2 separate regions of the Homo sapiens genome follow, and region 2 is linked to region 1. Evidence: chromatin contacts called from ENCODE Hi-C or POLR2A ChIA-PET data. All regions are on one chromosome and are shown on one strand. The core of a region is the stretch at or near the end of the contact, and the rest is flanking DNA. Distances in the headings are between cores, read along the strand shown.

Region 1 (7,413 bases), core at 3,999-6,498:
ACAGGCCCAGAGAGGGGGCACAGGCCCGGGGAGGGGGCACAGGTCTGGGGAGGGGGCACAGGTCTGGGGAGGGGGCACAGGTCTGGGAGGGGGCACAGGTCCGGGGAGGGGGCACAGGCCTGGGGAGGGGGCACAGGTCCAGGGAGAGGGCACTGGCCCAGCGAGGGGGCACAGATCCAGGGAGGGGGCACAGGTCCGGGGAGGGGCACAGATCCAGGGAGGGGGCACAGGCCTGGGGAGGGGGCACAGGTCCAGGGAGAGGGCACTGGCCCGGCGAGGGGGCACAGATCCAGGGAGGGGGCACAGGCCCGGGAGGGGGCACAGGCCTGGGAGGGGGCACAGGTCTGGGGAGGGGGCACAGGTCCGGGGAGGGGGCACAGGTCTGGGGAGGGGGCACAGGTCCGGGGAGGGGGCACAGATCCGGGGAGGGGGCACAGGTGTGGGGAGGGGCACAGATCTGGGGAGGGGGCACAGGTCTGGGGAGGGGCACATATTTGGGGAGGGGGCACATGCCCAGGTAGCACAGGCAGCTGAAGGCCCAGTGGGACCCTGACACCTGATGGCAGAAAACACGAAGGTGACAGGCTGGCACCATGGCCCAGAAGGGCCCCCAGCCCTGCCTTCACCTGCAGGCCAAGCTTCCCCCCACTAGCCACCCCCACAGGCCTCTCGGCTGGCATGGGACACAGAACAGAGTGTTGACAAAAACCAACACAAAGGCAGCAAAGCTGCTGGCCAAGTCTCAGTGACTGTGAACGGATACCAGGGTAACAGTGAGATGTGTCCACACTGAAGGGGCTCGGGAGTGGGAGTGGAGCCCTGGAGGCCCCATCTTTGCTGGGAAGGGCACGGGGGAGCATGGCCCCCATCATGAGCAGAGACGGAGAGGAGAGCTCGGACTCCTCACTCCAGGGAAGGCACGTGGGTGCCCCACACTGCACCTGTGGGACTCGGCCACACCAGGAAGACCAGATGCATTTACCTAGTAATCAAGAAAGGTTCACATTCAACCAACCAGACACATCATTTGAAAATTTAGGGGAAAATACTAAAAGGAACCCAAAGACAGATAAAGAACAGCACTAGTGAAGACAGCAGGAGGTGGGGACTTGGTCAGATGAAGGCCTGGCTCTGAGGCCAGTGCAGTGCGGGGTGAGGCAGCCCAGAAACGCCCGGGAGCTGCCACAAGCAGACACTGAGGGAGGGAACCGTTCCCAGCCATAGCTTTCTTGGCACAACATAAACGAAGAAGCTTTTGAAGCCTGCAAGACCCACGACCTTCTCCAGTCAAAGGCCGCTGACATCTGCTCCATCCATGGAGGAACCAGACCCACAGGTCACAGAAACCATGGCCGAGCATTTGAAATGATGAAACTCTTCCCCACCAGTTCATTGTTTCTCCAGGGCAGGGGCCTAGAAGTAGAATTTCTTGGTTGAAAAGATGGCATCTTTAAAAACTATCATGTAAGAACAACCCTAACTGTCTTCCCCGCACCGGCAGCCGCCTGCCTCACTCACTCATCCCCACACTGAAGGCTTCCGAGCTCCTTCGCATTGGAAGCAGTTCCAGACGCTGGGGATCCATCACCACACAGCAGGGGGAAAATCCCTGCCGTGCAAACACACATTCCAGTAAGAGACAATGAGACAGGCTGCTGGGTGCTGGTTAGGAATGTGAACGGGGTTGTCAGAGGGGCCTCACGGAGAAGACCCTGAGAAAAGACTGGAGGAGGCCAGGAGCCAGGGAGGCCTGTGTGGTCGGGGAAACAGCATCGCAGGCAGAGGGAACGGCGAGGCAAAGGCGAGTCAGGTCATGCCCGGTGTTCCAGGATGGAGAGTCCATGTAGCCAGAGGGTGGGGAGGGAGGAGAGGACCTCAGGGCGGGAAGTGGGTGAGTTGGGAGCCACCCTGGCGGGTCTGCCAGATCCTAACAGGGTCACCAGCCTTCTGGCTCAAAAGCCAGCTGTCGGCCAGAGAGCAAGCTTTGGGGGCTTCAAGAGGGGTGACATTGGTGTCTCAGCCCAGCTCAAGTGGGACAGGCCGGCCTGGCTGACCCTGGGGTGTCTTGTCTGTCTGAGCCTCGTCCCCGCCGCCACCCTACACATCGGATGCACATGTGGACAGTGATGACTGATGGGCCTTTGTGGAGTCTGGGCTCTGCACAGGGGCTTGCTGGTGAGGGAAGATGCGGGGACGGAAAGGAACCCGCTGTTGGTGGGAATGTGCCCGGGTCTCATGATAGTCTCTCATCTTAGTCCTGCTGAGCCACCCCTCCTGGCTGTTCCCATGCACCACAGGGCCCCTGGACTCATGTAGACAGGAAGACAGGGGCACCCGCCACGGAGAGGAATGGCCCAAGTCTGTCAATGCTCTCCAGGTAGCAACACGTTGATGGGAGGGCGGGCTCCTCAGCCCCACTCATGGCTGACCCAGTAAAGCAGTGGCAGAAGCCAGTGGCTGAGGGCGTGTCTCAGGTGTGCATGCGCTGGCTGGGAGCTGGTTTTTGTTCCTCCAGGGGCCCCGTGGGCTGGTTTCCAGTCTCTAAAACACCTGGGACTCCAGATGGTCTCCTCTTACAGCATGGGTGGACACTAAGGGGGTTGTGGGAGGCTTGAGAGATGCAGAGGAGAGAGCCTGCCAGACCCAGAATCCCCACTGTGTCTCCTCCTCGGTGTCAGAGGATCAGCTGTGTGCGTACACAGACATATATGCACAGACACACGGATGCACAGACACACAGACGCACAGACACATGGATGCACAGACACAGTGACAGACACACAAGCACACAGACACATTGACACACATACACAGACATAGAGATGCACAACACACAGATACAGACACACTGACACACACACACATATGCAGAGACACACGGATGCACAGACACACGGACGCACAGTGACAGACACCCAAGCACACAGACACAGACACAGACACACAGATGCACCAACACACAGATACAGACACACTGAGACACACACACAGACACACTGACACACACAGACACACAGATGCACAGACACACAGACACACACACACAGTGACAGACACACACACAGGCACACAGACACAGACACACACAGACACAGAGATGCACCGACACACAGATACAGACACACAGACTCACAGACACAGACACACTGACACAGATGCACAGACGCACACACACAAATACCACACATGGGCACACACACGGCCCTGAAATTTAGGGAATTCTAAGAAAGATTTTTAAATGTTTATTTTATTATTTTCTTTTTTCAAATAGATTTTTGTTCATGTAAAACCTGGAAATGGCTTTAAAGCGATTTGGGTTTTATAAATAATCCTCACTGTAAATAGTGCAAGGACAACATGAAACGTTTCCAGGAGGCAGCAGCCCCTGCCCCGGCCCTCCCCCTGCCCGCTCTCAGCCCCTTCCCCCTGCCTGCTCTCAGCCCCTTCCCCCTGCCCTCCCACTGCCTGCTCTCAGCCCCTGCTCCAGCCCTGCCTCTGCCCGCTCTCAGCCCCCTCCCCCTGCCCTCCCCCTGCCCCTCTCTGGATAGTTGGCCCCCGAGGGTGGGTGCCTGGCCTGCCAGCGCTTCCTCCTTCACTTAGGTCCCTCCTGATGTCCTGTGGGGGCCACCCCCCACCCTATCCGCCACGTGTGTCCCCTCCCTCACTGCCCACTCTTGGCTAAAACCACAGTCACTGCTTGTCATGGCTGGGCCTTGTACACACAGCATTCCCCTAATCTTCCAGCCCGACGCTGCTCTCTGGAGGCTCAGCCTCCTCCTTCCAGGACACGACCCCCGCCCTCTGCCACACTCCACAGCGTGCTGAGAGGGCCAGACCCATTCCCCATGTCTTCCCACGGGGCAACCCCTTGGTGGGCTGTGGGCCTCCCATTCTGGGTGGTCCTGGCCCTGCCCTTAGCCAGCCTGGCCTCCCTGGGCCACCCTCTGCTGAGCGGCTGCCCCCGCCAAGGCTGAAGCTGACCCCGGCCTGACCTTCTGCCTTCGGAGCTGGTCCCGCTGGCTCACGGGGTATGGCCCACGGGGACAGTGGGAACCGGGGGTCTCAGCATTCCTTCCAAAGATGCACAGCCCAGAGTAGAATGAGGTGCTCCTCTCCAGGGCAAAATTAAAGCAGGGAGCAGGGGGGTGTTCCAAAAACTCACTCATCAGAAAAGCGGTATTTTAATGCAATTCTTTTTAAAACCAGGAGTAACGCAAAAAATATCGATGACAAAAAGTCAAAATAAAAAAGGACATTCTTCTTTTCAAAAGAAGTCTTGTTTCTTTCCAGTTCATTTTCCAAAAGTCTGAGGTGGTTCGGGGCTGCCCTGGGTCCCTTCCCGTCCTCTGCCCCCGTGCGGGGCTGTGCCGTGGACGGAAGCCTCTCGCCAACGCCCAGCGGCTCCATCCCGAAGGCCCGTGAGGCTCCTGGAGCGGCTCCACCTCCCCTCCCCTTTCCCACAACCCCTCCCTCCCCATCTTGAGACCCTCCACCCTAGCAGAGGCCTCACCTCGGAGCTCCTGACCTGATGGGAGTCCACCCTCTCCCCCGCCTTGGCCAGCACCCCCTGCCCAGTTTCACCCAAAGTTCCCACTCCGCCCCGTGCGAGTCCTTTCCCCTGGGGCTGAGACAGAGGACACCAGGCAGTGTTTGAGGAGCCCCCTTCTGTGGATACCTCCCAGTGGTTATGTTGGGCGAAAAGAAGGAAAAGGGTTGGGAAGAAGCCAGTCAGCTGTCCAGTGCCCTGAGGCCTGACCCCCTCCATCCTCAGGCCCTGAGTCCTGACTGCCTCCACCCTGAGGCCCTGAGTCCTGACCATCCTCCACCCTGAGGCCCTGAGTCCTGACCATCCTCCACCCTGAGGCCCTGAGCCCTGACCCCCCTTCACCCTGAGGCCCTGGGCCCTGACCACCCACCCTGAGGCCCTGAGTCCTGACCATCCTCCACCCTGAGGCCCTGGGCCCTGACCCCCCTCCACTCTGAGGCCCTGGTCCCCGGCCTGGCTGGGCCCCCGAGCAGTGAGCAGGGCAGCAGGGCGGAGTGAGCAGGTTCCCCCAGGTGACCATCAGGTGACGCCTGGTCCTGGGCACCCTGCACCCTCTGTGCTTGGCCAGTGGTCCCTCCACTCAGCTCTCCCAGGGGCCCGGGCTGACCCTGGCTGCCCTAACCATGTCGGTGTATGGTGCCCGAGGGCTCAGGCCAGACAAGTGTCTACCAAGGGCAGCAAACGCTGGGGCACCTGGCCCGAGGCCACAGGAATAAGCAGCCTCCCGCAGAGCCTGGCATGTTGGGGGTTGAGTGCTCTCATCTCCCTGTTTAATGATTTCCTCAGCAAACACATCCTCGGGATTGCTCAAGGCTGAGGTCACTGTTCAGCTCAGCTTCCCGGGAGCCTGTGAAGACATTTGCAAAAGGGTCCACTGAAAACAGCACGGGCTGGGCTGCCAGCAACCCGGTGGGTGGGAGGGCAACCTCCAAAAAACCCTCCGGTCAGAAAACAAAATGGCAAAAAGACGTCTCCTCTGGGGGCCCGGTCCATAACAGATGCGCCTTTGAAATCCTGGGCCAGGCGTCTGTCCAGAGCAGTGAATTCTCCAAGGGAAGGCGGGGTTAGGATGCTGCACCCATCCCTGGTGGAATTCCAGGTGGAGCTGGGAAGAGCATTGCTCCCACCCACAAGAAAAAAGCTACAACTGCATGTCAACAGCGCGTGATCCGTCCAGGAGCCCGGAACCAACCTGGAAGAGGCGGGTTCCTCTGCGGGTGGGACCCTGGGCAGGTGCCCGGCCAGATCACCGTGTCAGCTGGTGAGAAGTGTGAGCTGGGGATAGTCAGCAGACTGCGGCCTGGGATGGCTGCTGGGCGGGGTGGAGATCGTGAATCTCCACCAAAGGGGGACCTGCTCACTCTGCCCTGCTCATCTGGCCCCAGAGGGACCGGGCTCTTCCCACAGTACTGGCTGAGGGAGGGGCACCCTCCGGGGCCACGGAGCCCAGGGAGGCCCGGGATGCCAGGACGTGGAGACGTGTGCTGTGAGCAGCGCACCTGGAGGAGGGGCCGGAGAACGCGGAGCACACCTGAGCCCAGGCCCACGGTGGAGGATGTCCCTCTGGGCTCTGCAGTGGGCAAGGCCAGGAGAGCTGGGAGGGACAGGTCTCTCTCTCTCCACCCCCTCAGGAGGTGAAGCCCCAGGGCCAGGCAGAGACAAGCACAAGTGCGGCTGGAGCAGCCTGAGGGTCGCCGTGGCCACAGCAGACATCAAACCAGGGGACTCCTGCAGGGCTGGGCTCAGCCCCATGGTAAAGGCAGGCAGAGGATGGGGGCTGTTAGGGGCTGAGCGGTGTCCCCCAAATCCATGCATCAAAGCCCTAACAGCCAGGACCCCAGAAGGTGACTGTATTTGGAGACAGCTTTTAAAGAGGTGATTAAGGTAAAATTCAGTCCTTAGGGCAGGCCCTGATCCAGTCTGCCTGGGGTCCTTATAAGGGGAGGGAGGACACAGACACACGGAGGGGTGGCCCTGCGAGGACCCAGGGAGGAGACGCCGCCCACAAGCCAAGGAGAGGCTGCGGGAGGAACCGGGCCTGCCACACGGGGACCTGGGACGTCCAGCCTCCAGGACGCAGAGAAACAACGGTCTGCTGAGGAAGCCGCCCGGCATGCAGCATTTGTGCTGGCAGCCCTGAGAAAACTTGAATAGGATGCTCCGCTGCTGGCATGAGAGCTGTTTTCCTGCAAGGCTGGGCAACTCCTCCACCGCTGGCGGGTGGAAAATGGGGCGGCCGCCACGTGCCTGGTTTATCCCAGAGAGGTGAGGACCTGGGTACGCGCAAGCACACAAGCCTGTGTGGCAGTGTCCACTGTGGCAATGCCAGGACAATGATGGCTGGAAAGGACCCGAAGTGCCGCCCTGGTAATGGGGTGACAGACGGGAACATCTGAGGCAGGAGGCGGTGCTCAGATACTGGACCACATTGAGGCCTAGCTAACACAGGGCAGGGGCACAGGTAGCTTTCCATGAGGCACGCCCTCCAGTGCGCCATGTCAGTTTACGGTTGCCACGGCAATACCTGGGCATTACTGCCCCTTTCCATGGCAACTACCCGACCACCCAAGAGTTACTACTCCTTCCCTAGAAGGAGTGTCCACCTCACACAAGGACCGTACTGGGGCGGCGTCCAGAAGGAGTGTCCACCTCACACAAGGACCGTGCTGGGGCGGCGTCCAGAAGGAGTGTCCACCTCACACAAGGACCGTGCTGGGGCGGCGTCCGAGAAGTGTGGGGCTGTCTGCGGCCTTGAGGGCCTCGTGGGCACAGTGCAGACTTGGACACAGGTGGCAGGACTGGGCGCTCGGAGCTGAGGACGGGTCCAGGAGATGCCGACACCAGCTAAGCTCCTGCTGTGAGACCCC
Region 2 (7,413 bases), core at 2,990-5,489, 57 kb before region 1:
GGGACCACCTCCTTGCCTGGGAGCCTGGCCTCAGACTCAGCTTGTGGACAGTGGTGTGTTTCGGATGGTTTTTATGTTATTCTGTAAACCACGCAAACACATCACACACACACTTGTGGATGCGTGGTGTATCTTACGGTAAGCAAAGTCAATAAAAAACCTTAAGACCAGGACTACAAATGTGGATGAATTTTTACGATGAAGTTGAGCTTTCTGGGGATGTTCTCAGTGAAGAGGCTCGTCCAGACCCAACTCCCCTGCTCTGCCTTCAGGTGCCGGTGAAGGGGACACGTGGCGTTTCTGGCCCCTCAACTTGTGGGAGGAGGCCTGGGGGTGCTGGGAGGGCCGGGGTGGGAAGAGCTAGGACTGTCACGTCCAGGATGCAGGTGAAGGGGCTGGGGGGCGAGCCTGGGAAGGCAGTGGTCGTGGGGGCCTCACGCTGCAGCCCCACCCACCCAGCCCCTCTCCTCTCCGTCCTGCCCTCCCCACGGTGGTCCCCCTCTTCCCTCTGAGCTCCTGTCCTGCCCCCGCCCCCGCCATCTGCCTCCCCTTTTCCTGTCTCCTGTCTGGCTCTTCTCTCCACCTTCGCCTCCCTCAAGGGGTTTCTGTAAATGAAGGAAAAGGGAAAGATCCAGGGTGTTGCCCGGCCCCGTGAGGGGAGGCAGAGGCCAGCGTGCCCTTTGCCCAGCCCTGCAGGACACCCGGCCTTGGGACAGCCTCGCAGCCGACTCCCGCTGCCACGGGCCGGCGGTTCTGGAAGTCTTCTGAGCTTGCCACTGGCTCTCCCTGCCCACCTTAGAGCCACACGGAGCCCTCTGTGTGCTGCTGCAAGTCGGCGCAGAGATCCCCGGGCAGCAGCCTTCAGCCTTGACTCACTCAGGGCACGGTAAAAAGGCAGCCTCCCCAACCAGCTGCCAGCCCGAAGTCACCTGCTGCGGGCTGTGGAATGAGTGGAGGGGACCTGGCCAGCCCACCCGGGGGGCACAGGTGGGCAGGGTTTGGAAGGCCTCTGCAGGCAGAGCCCCTCTGTGTCCTCCCACCTTGCTGTCTGGGATGTGGGCCAGGCCCCTGGTGCTGGTGAACAGAAGCACTGGGCCCCCACTGGCGAGACCCGGGGCAGGAACCAGCGGCCGAGTTCGTTACCTGTTGTGGTTTCGGTGAGGTGAGTGCTCAGCAGGAAGAGACGCAGGCAGTTCTTGGAGAATCCTGGTGTCAGGCCTGTCCCTTACGGCGAAGCCCCTGGAGAAGGTGGGCGTCTCCCCAGCATGGCCAGGCAGGGACAGGGGTTGGGGGACGTCCAACCAAAATCCCAAAAAGGTGTTCCGTGAGAATTGATGTGATTATTCTAAAATGCATATGGAAGACTAAAAAAACAGGAATAGCTAGGACACTTCTGAAGAGGAAGGGAGATTTTTCCACCGCATGTTGGGATTGTTAAGAAATTATAGCAGTGGAAGTGATGTGAGATTTTTGCCTGGAAAAACAGACGGGCACCAGGATTGGACAGAGAACTCAGGAACAAATTTTTGTGTGGGTGGAACCAATGGCTTTGCAGGTTGGTGGAAACAGGGGAAACCTATCAATCAGTAGAGCTAGAAAAAAATAGTTGTCCATATGGAAAAAGATGAAAGTAACTCCCAGTGGATTAAGGATTTAAATGTCAAAAACAAAACCGTAAATTCTAGTTAGAAAATGTGGCCGGGCACAGTGGCTCACACCTGTAATCCCAGCACTTTGGGAGGTTGAGGTGGGTGGATCACGAGGTCGGGAGATCGAGACCATCCTGGCTAACACAGTGAAACCCCGTCTCTACAAAAAATACAAAAATTAGCTGGACGTGTTGGCAGGTCCCTGTAGTCTCAGCTACTCGTGAGGCTGAGGCAAGAGTATCACTTGAACCTGGGAGGTGGAGCTTGCAGTGGGTCAAAATCGCACCACTGCACTACAGCCTGGGTGACAGAGTGAGACTCAGTCTCAAAAAAAAAAAAAAAAAAAAAGAGAAGAAAAAAATGGTAAGTGGCTCTCTTTTAGAGGGTGTGTTTGGAAAAGATTTCAAAAACATGACACACAAAGAAGCAGAGGGCATAGTCAGAATTGATACTCTGTGAAGACTTTAAAAAGGAGATGATTTACAAAGGCAAAGGCAGGGTTTGTGGAACTCAACACAGGACGTACAGTGCCCAGGGCTACTAACTCATTTATTAGAGTCCGAGAGGGTGCTCCAGCAGGGTGAGCCTACAGTAGTGGTCCAGTGGGGGTGAGCCTACAGGAGTGGTTCAGCAGGGCGAGGCTACAGGAGTGGCCGTGCTCAGTGGAGGACTCACTTGTTTATTAGAGTCCGAGAGCGAGCTCCAGTGGGGTGAGCCTACAGGAGTGGCCGTGCTCAGTGGAGGACTCACTTGTTTATTAGAGTCCGAGAGCGAGCTCCAGTGGGGTGAGCCTACAGGAGTGGCCGTGCTCAGTGGAGGACTCACTTGTTTATTAGGATCCGAGAGCGAGCTGCAGCGGGGTAAGCCTACAGGAGTGGCTGTGCTCAGTGGAGGACTCAACCACTACAGCGATCGGCAGGGAGAAACCCAGGGGAGTCCATTCCCCCGACCTCGCCCTGCGCCCTGGCCCTGCCTTCCTGCTGGGGCCTCCCTGTGGATGAACCTGGGGACTGTGGGGAGTGCAGCTTATGGGCCTGAGGGTGGGGAGGAGTGGCTGCCCACTCCCCATGTTCCCTAGTCTGAGGGGTTTCCTTCCTGAGGGGCTCCTGGGCTTCAACACGGCCTTTGCTCCCTACAACCTGTGAGGCCAGCAGGGTGGCTTACAGGGCTGGTTTCTATGCTCCAGTGTGGACCACGGCTTCCTCCCACCCCAAGCAAGCCTGCCTGTCCTCTTCTGGCCACCCTGGGAAGGGCTGCAGTGTCCAAAATAGCTTCAGAATTCCTTAGAGCCAGAGAATGCAGGGCTTCGGACAACAAAGACCTCTGGGGACAGGGCAGATGTCCCTGAGCCTGGATTCCTGCCTCTGACGTGACCTCCGACTTGGGATTCCCAAGACAAGGGTCAGTGTGGGATGATCCTTTTAAGGGAAGTGTCCCCCTTGGGGTCAGTGAAGTCGCTCCTGTGGTGGGGAGTGCTGTGGTGTAGATCAGGCTCGCCCAGCAGTCCCTCCAGTGGAGGCTGAGAGGCCTTCCCTCTTCTCCCAGGACCAGGGACAGTGTCCAGTGGACATGGAGAGAGCAGGAGGGGCGGGAGTGGCTTCCAGCTCCTGGCAGGGACCATGGCCAGCCCCATCCCCATCTCCAGCCTGGGCCTGGGCTGCTTGCCCATCGGTTGGGTTCATGAGGGCTCAGAGCCCCTGAAGTTTTCAAACACATCCTGATTCCCAAGAGCCGTGATTTGCTGTGTGACCTCGTTCTCCCGGCACATGAGAGGCATTAAAGTTCACGTCTTTCATTTCCTTTCATGCTCAGTTTGCCTCTGGTGAGCAGGGGCTGATTTTTGCTGTAGAACCTTCCAGCACAGACAGGGAGCCCATACACATGGGCTTGGAGCCCCATGAGGCTGCCATCACATGCCAGTCAGGGTTGTTAGTGTTGAGGTGAGAACACGCTTACGAACACACACATGAACACACACTCACATACTCCCACATTCACACACTCACGCACACACAAACGAGACACCAAAGCATGGCTCGTTCTGCCCCCGCCCAGACACCGTGTCAGGAAACTCACGTCTCATTGCTGTGACGCTGTGACGTCCACCAATGACCGTGGAGGTGCCCTGAGTATTGAATCTGGGTTAGGGTAAATGCTAGTAAGTAGGCAAATTTGCCCATGAATAATGAGGCTCGACTGTGTTTTACTTGAAGAAACACGTAGGAGCTAGAAGTAAATGGAACAGCATTCAGGAAGGCAACGCTGTTTTTCCTGAACTCACACAACATCAGGGTCCCAGGGTCCCCGCACCCCGGCTGCCAGGCCTGGCAGTTCTGGGCTGAGCAGTGCGTCTCTGAAGCGTCCCTGTGATGCGGCTTCTGCTGGTCTGGGTTCTACACTGAGAGAACCTGCTCTCATCGAATGGGTGCCTCAGGTCAGGCTCTGCAGAGAGCCAGCTGGGGACCTGCCTTGTGTGTGAGAGCTGCATGGAAGCTCCTGGCACAGCCCCGTGGCAGGAAGGGAGCGATGCAGGAAGCCCAGGGCCGTCTCTGCAGGCTGCAGCTTCTTCCAGGACAGCCTCTTCCTGCAAGTTTCAAAGTCAGTTTCTGTGCACATGAAACCGGAGTCAATGAGGCTGAGTTCCAGCACAACCAAGCTGCCCCCGTGAGGCTGCCTGATACCCAGATGTGTGTGTTTAAAAGAGACATAAGGCAAGATTTGTCACGGGATGAATCATCTTCCATGCTCCTAGGGGCAGCTAATTTTAAAGTAGCCAGGACTGTTTCAAGGTCACGGTGACCCTCGTGGGCTGTGTTATTGCAAAGTCAAACCGGAGAGAGCGTGAGAGCGTGTCCGGGACAGAGTGGATCTGTGGATGCTCCTGACTTTGAGAACGTGTCCGGGACAGAGTGGACCTGTGGATGCTCCTGACTTTTTGCACAGATGACGTCAATGTTTAGGCTTCCCTCCCGACGTTAGTGTCCACCTCAGCATCTTTCACTTGCAGAGCACGTAATGGAGCTGCAACCTAGAAACAAGGAGGTTGAGGTTCCTCGAGGTTCCAGTAAAAGTGCTCCTGAGAGCAGCTCAGGTGTGTATGTCCCCAGCCCTGGCTGGCCGGACACAGCCGGTGGGACAGGAGCCCGGCAGGTATGGGCCAGCTCAGGCCCAGCCGCTGCCTGCCTGGAAGCTGTGTGGCCTCCCCTGTCTGCCTGGGCTGGCCAGGAGCTCACATGGAAAGGGATGCACCTGACCCTGCAGTGCCGGTTCCCAGGGCAGTTGGGCGACACGCAGTGAGCTGCACCCTGGATTCCTCACATAGCTCAGGAGCCTCGGCGTGTGGCTCTGCAGAACCAGGGCCCCTGGAGCACACTTACCCGCAGTTTAAACTGCTCCTGCTGCTGGGGGGCTGGCCCTCTCCCACCCTGGGGTCGGCCGTCAGAGCCCTCCACAAGGAGGGAAGCAGGTACTGATGACATCTGGGGGAAAGATGGACTTTGGGGGTCGGCCCTCAGAGCCCTCCACAGGGAGGGAAGCAGGCACTGATGACATCTGGGGGAAAGATGGACTTTGGGGGTCGGCCGTCAGAGCCCTCCACAAGGAGGGAAGCAGGCACTGATGACATCTGGGGGAAAGATGGACTTTGGGGGTCGGCCCTCAGAGCCCTCCACAGGGAGGGAAGCAGGCACTGATGACATCTGGGGGAAAGATGCGGACATCTGGGGGAAATATCATGCAGAAAGTGGCATTCGTCTGCCTCGGAGTTGGCGTGGCTGGGTGGCGTGTTTCCCATGTCCCAGCCAGTGCGACTCAGCCCTCCCTCCGGCGAGGCACGCAGGCCTAGCACGCTGCCCGTGCGGCTCACGGAGAGGCAGCCACGTGTGGTGGAATCAGTCCACAGGCCTCTCGAGAGCCACGTCCACCAGCCTAGGACCCTCACTCGGCCTCAAGGCACTGCTAAAGGCCAAGGAGGGGTCAAGCCTGCTCTTCTGATCTAGACTGGCCTCCCCCGACCAGGAACACCTGCCTAAAAGCACCCCCTCACCAACAGGGAGGGCCCTGCCTGCGAGCGGCATGAAGTCAGGGTCTCCCCTGTTCCTCCCACACTTCTTCCCCACCCAGGCTCCCGCACTCCCTTGGGCAGGGGTGCTGGGCTGGGTGGATCTGCCCAGCTTCTGCCCTGCTCCACTCCCCCTCACTACCTCCCTCTCTAGCTCCTTCTGCATCTCCCCAACGCATCTCATCGCCACCCTCACCTCCACCTCCCTCCCTCGGCCTGTCTCTTTCTTCTTTATCAAGCCACGAGTGGCCTCAGATGCGGTTACAAACCTACTGGGGCTGGCAGGCCATGGAGACGGTCTATGACGCCAACCCCAGGTGCACACAGGGGAGCTGAGGTCCTGCCACCATGACTTGGCCATGGTCACAAAATCCCCGAAGGAATAGAGGGAATAGAGCAGAGGTCAGCTTCTGACCCCCAGAATGACTCCTGCGGCCGCCTCCTTGGCTCTGGCAGTGGAGAGAAGGGGCTCCAGAGTGGGTGGGAGGTTCTGGTGGAAGGCTTTGGTGAGAGAATGCAGATGGGGCCAGATGTGCGTCCTGCAGGAGCTGGAGCTGCTGGAGCTGGGTGGATGGGAAGCACGCCTGCCCCAGCCACACAGCCCGACCTAGCGCACGGCTCCAGGGAGGCAGGGCTCCTCCAGGCCACTGAAGGGTGCCCTGGAATATAAGGGGCACTTTCCCCTCCTTTATGGAGGCTTCCGTGCCTCAGAACATAAGTTTTCTTTTGTCATTACTGAGAAAGCTCATTTTGTTATGGGAAAAATGAAACCAGAGAATTTGTTCAACCAGGAGCTGTGGGCAGATAAACAAAAACACACACCAGCCGGTTCTAGGCAGTGGGACGGCGCCGCGCCTCCCCGAGACCCCAGTCAGGGCGGCACACACATCTGCACCTGCTGTTCATCAACAGTGACAGGCATGTCCAGGCCGAGCACACCAAGGTCAGGGAGGGCCTCTGGACCCACTTTCTTCACCACGCGGCATTCCTGGCCTTCCGGTATTGACGTCGTAACTGCGTTTCTATTGGCACCACTTTTAACTGAGTTATAGAAAATCAGACACTTCTGTCTCAGGAGACAGATTTCCGACCACTATTTTTATTTTATTTTATTATTTCACCTAGAAATTTTGCCAGCTGGGTACGGTGGCTAACGTCTATAATCCCAGCACTTTGGGAGGCTAAGGAGGGGGGATCACTTGAGGCTGGGAGTTCGAGACTAACCTGACCAACATGGCGAAACCCCGTCTCTACTAAGAATACAAAAAATTTAGCTGGGCGTGGTGGCACGTGCCTGTAATCCCAGCTACTTGGGAGGCGGAGGTGGGAGAATCACTTGAACCCGGGAGGCGGAGGTTGCAGGGAGCCAAGATCGCACCACTGCACTCCAGCCTGGGCGAAAGAGCAAGACTCCGTCTCAAAAATAAAAATAAATGTCCTCTTCAGCATGAATGTAGCTGTTTTGATGCTTGTGGCTTCGGTCATGCACAGGGCACAGGCTCCACCGCATCTGACCACCCCCCGGCCCTGCCCCCAGGCTCTGCGAGGACGTGGTCATCACGGACGAGGCCTCAGGTCACAGCACAGCCCGGCACGGCCATGCCACCGCCGCGGCGCTGAGTCCCGTCCTGTGCAGGGAGCCTCAATGGGCTGGCGGCTGGGAGATTCCCTCTCTTCTTAAAGCAAAGAGCCACTTGGCCGAGG

The links. Hi-C counts contacts between places; a loop is a spot of excess contacts on that map. ChIA-PET counts read pairs that join two places held with the same protein, here RNA polymerase II (POLR2A). Pooled maps may share reads with other maps.
Region 2: a map of IMR-90 shows a loop between it and region 1 (4-fold over the local background). The contact joins two enhancer-like sites. A Hi-C loop is called at or near these places in 1 of 168 maps with a recorded cell type or tissue (IMR-90) and 1 of 50 pooled maps. POLR2A ChIA-PET finds 5 or more read pairs at or near these places in 4 of 52 experiments (A549, Caco-2, H1 and 1 more).

Annotation. Positions count from the first base shown.
Region 1 is chr21:45,328,151-45,335,563 of GRCh38, reverse strand. No RefSeq gene overlaps it. Among named protein-coding and RNA genes, the nearest start is that of LINC00316, 10 kb to the left of the region's middle. RefSeq lists an enhancer at 4,825-5,546. Within about 2 kb of position 5,248, at least 13 of the 41 ENCODE cell types and tissues checked have a DNase peak (open chromatin) inside an H3K27ac peak, as active enhancers do.
Region 2 is chr21:45,383,977-45,391,389 of GRCh38, reverse strand. No RefSeq gene overlaps it. Among named protein-coding and RNA genes, the nearest start is that of COL18A1, 17 kb to the left of the region's middle. RefSeq lists an enhancer at 2,169-2,980. Within about 2 kb of position 4,239, at least 13 of the 41 ENCODE cell types and tissues checked have a DNase peak (open chromatin) inside an H3K27ac peak, as active enhancers do.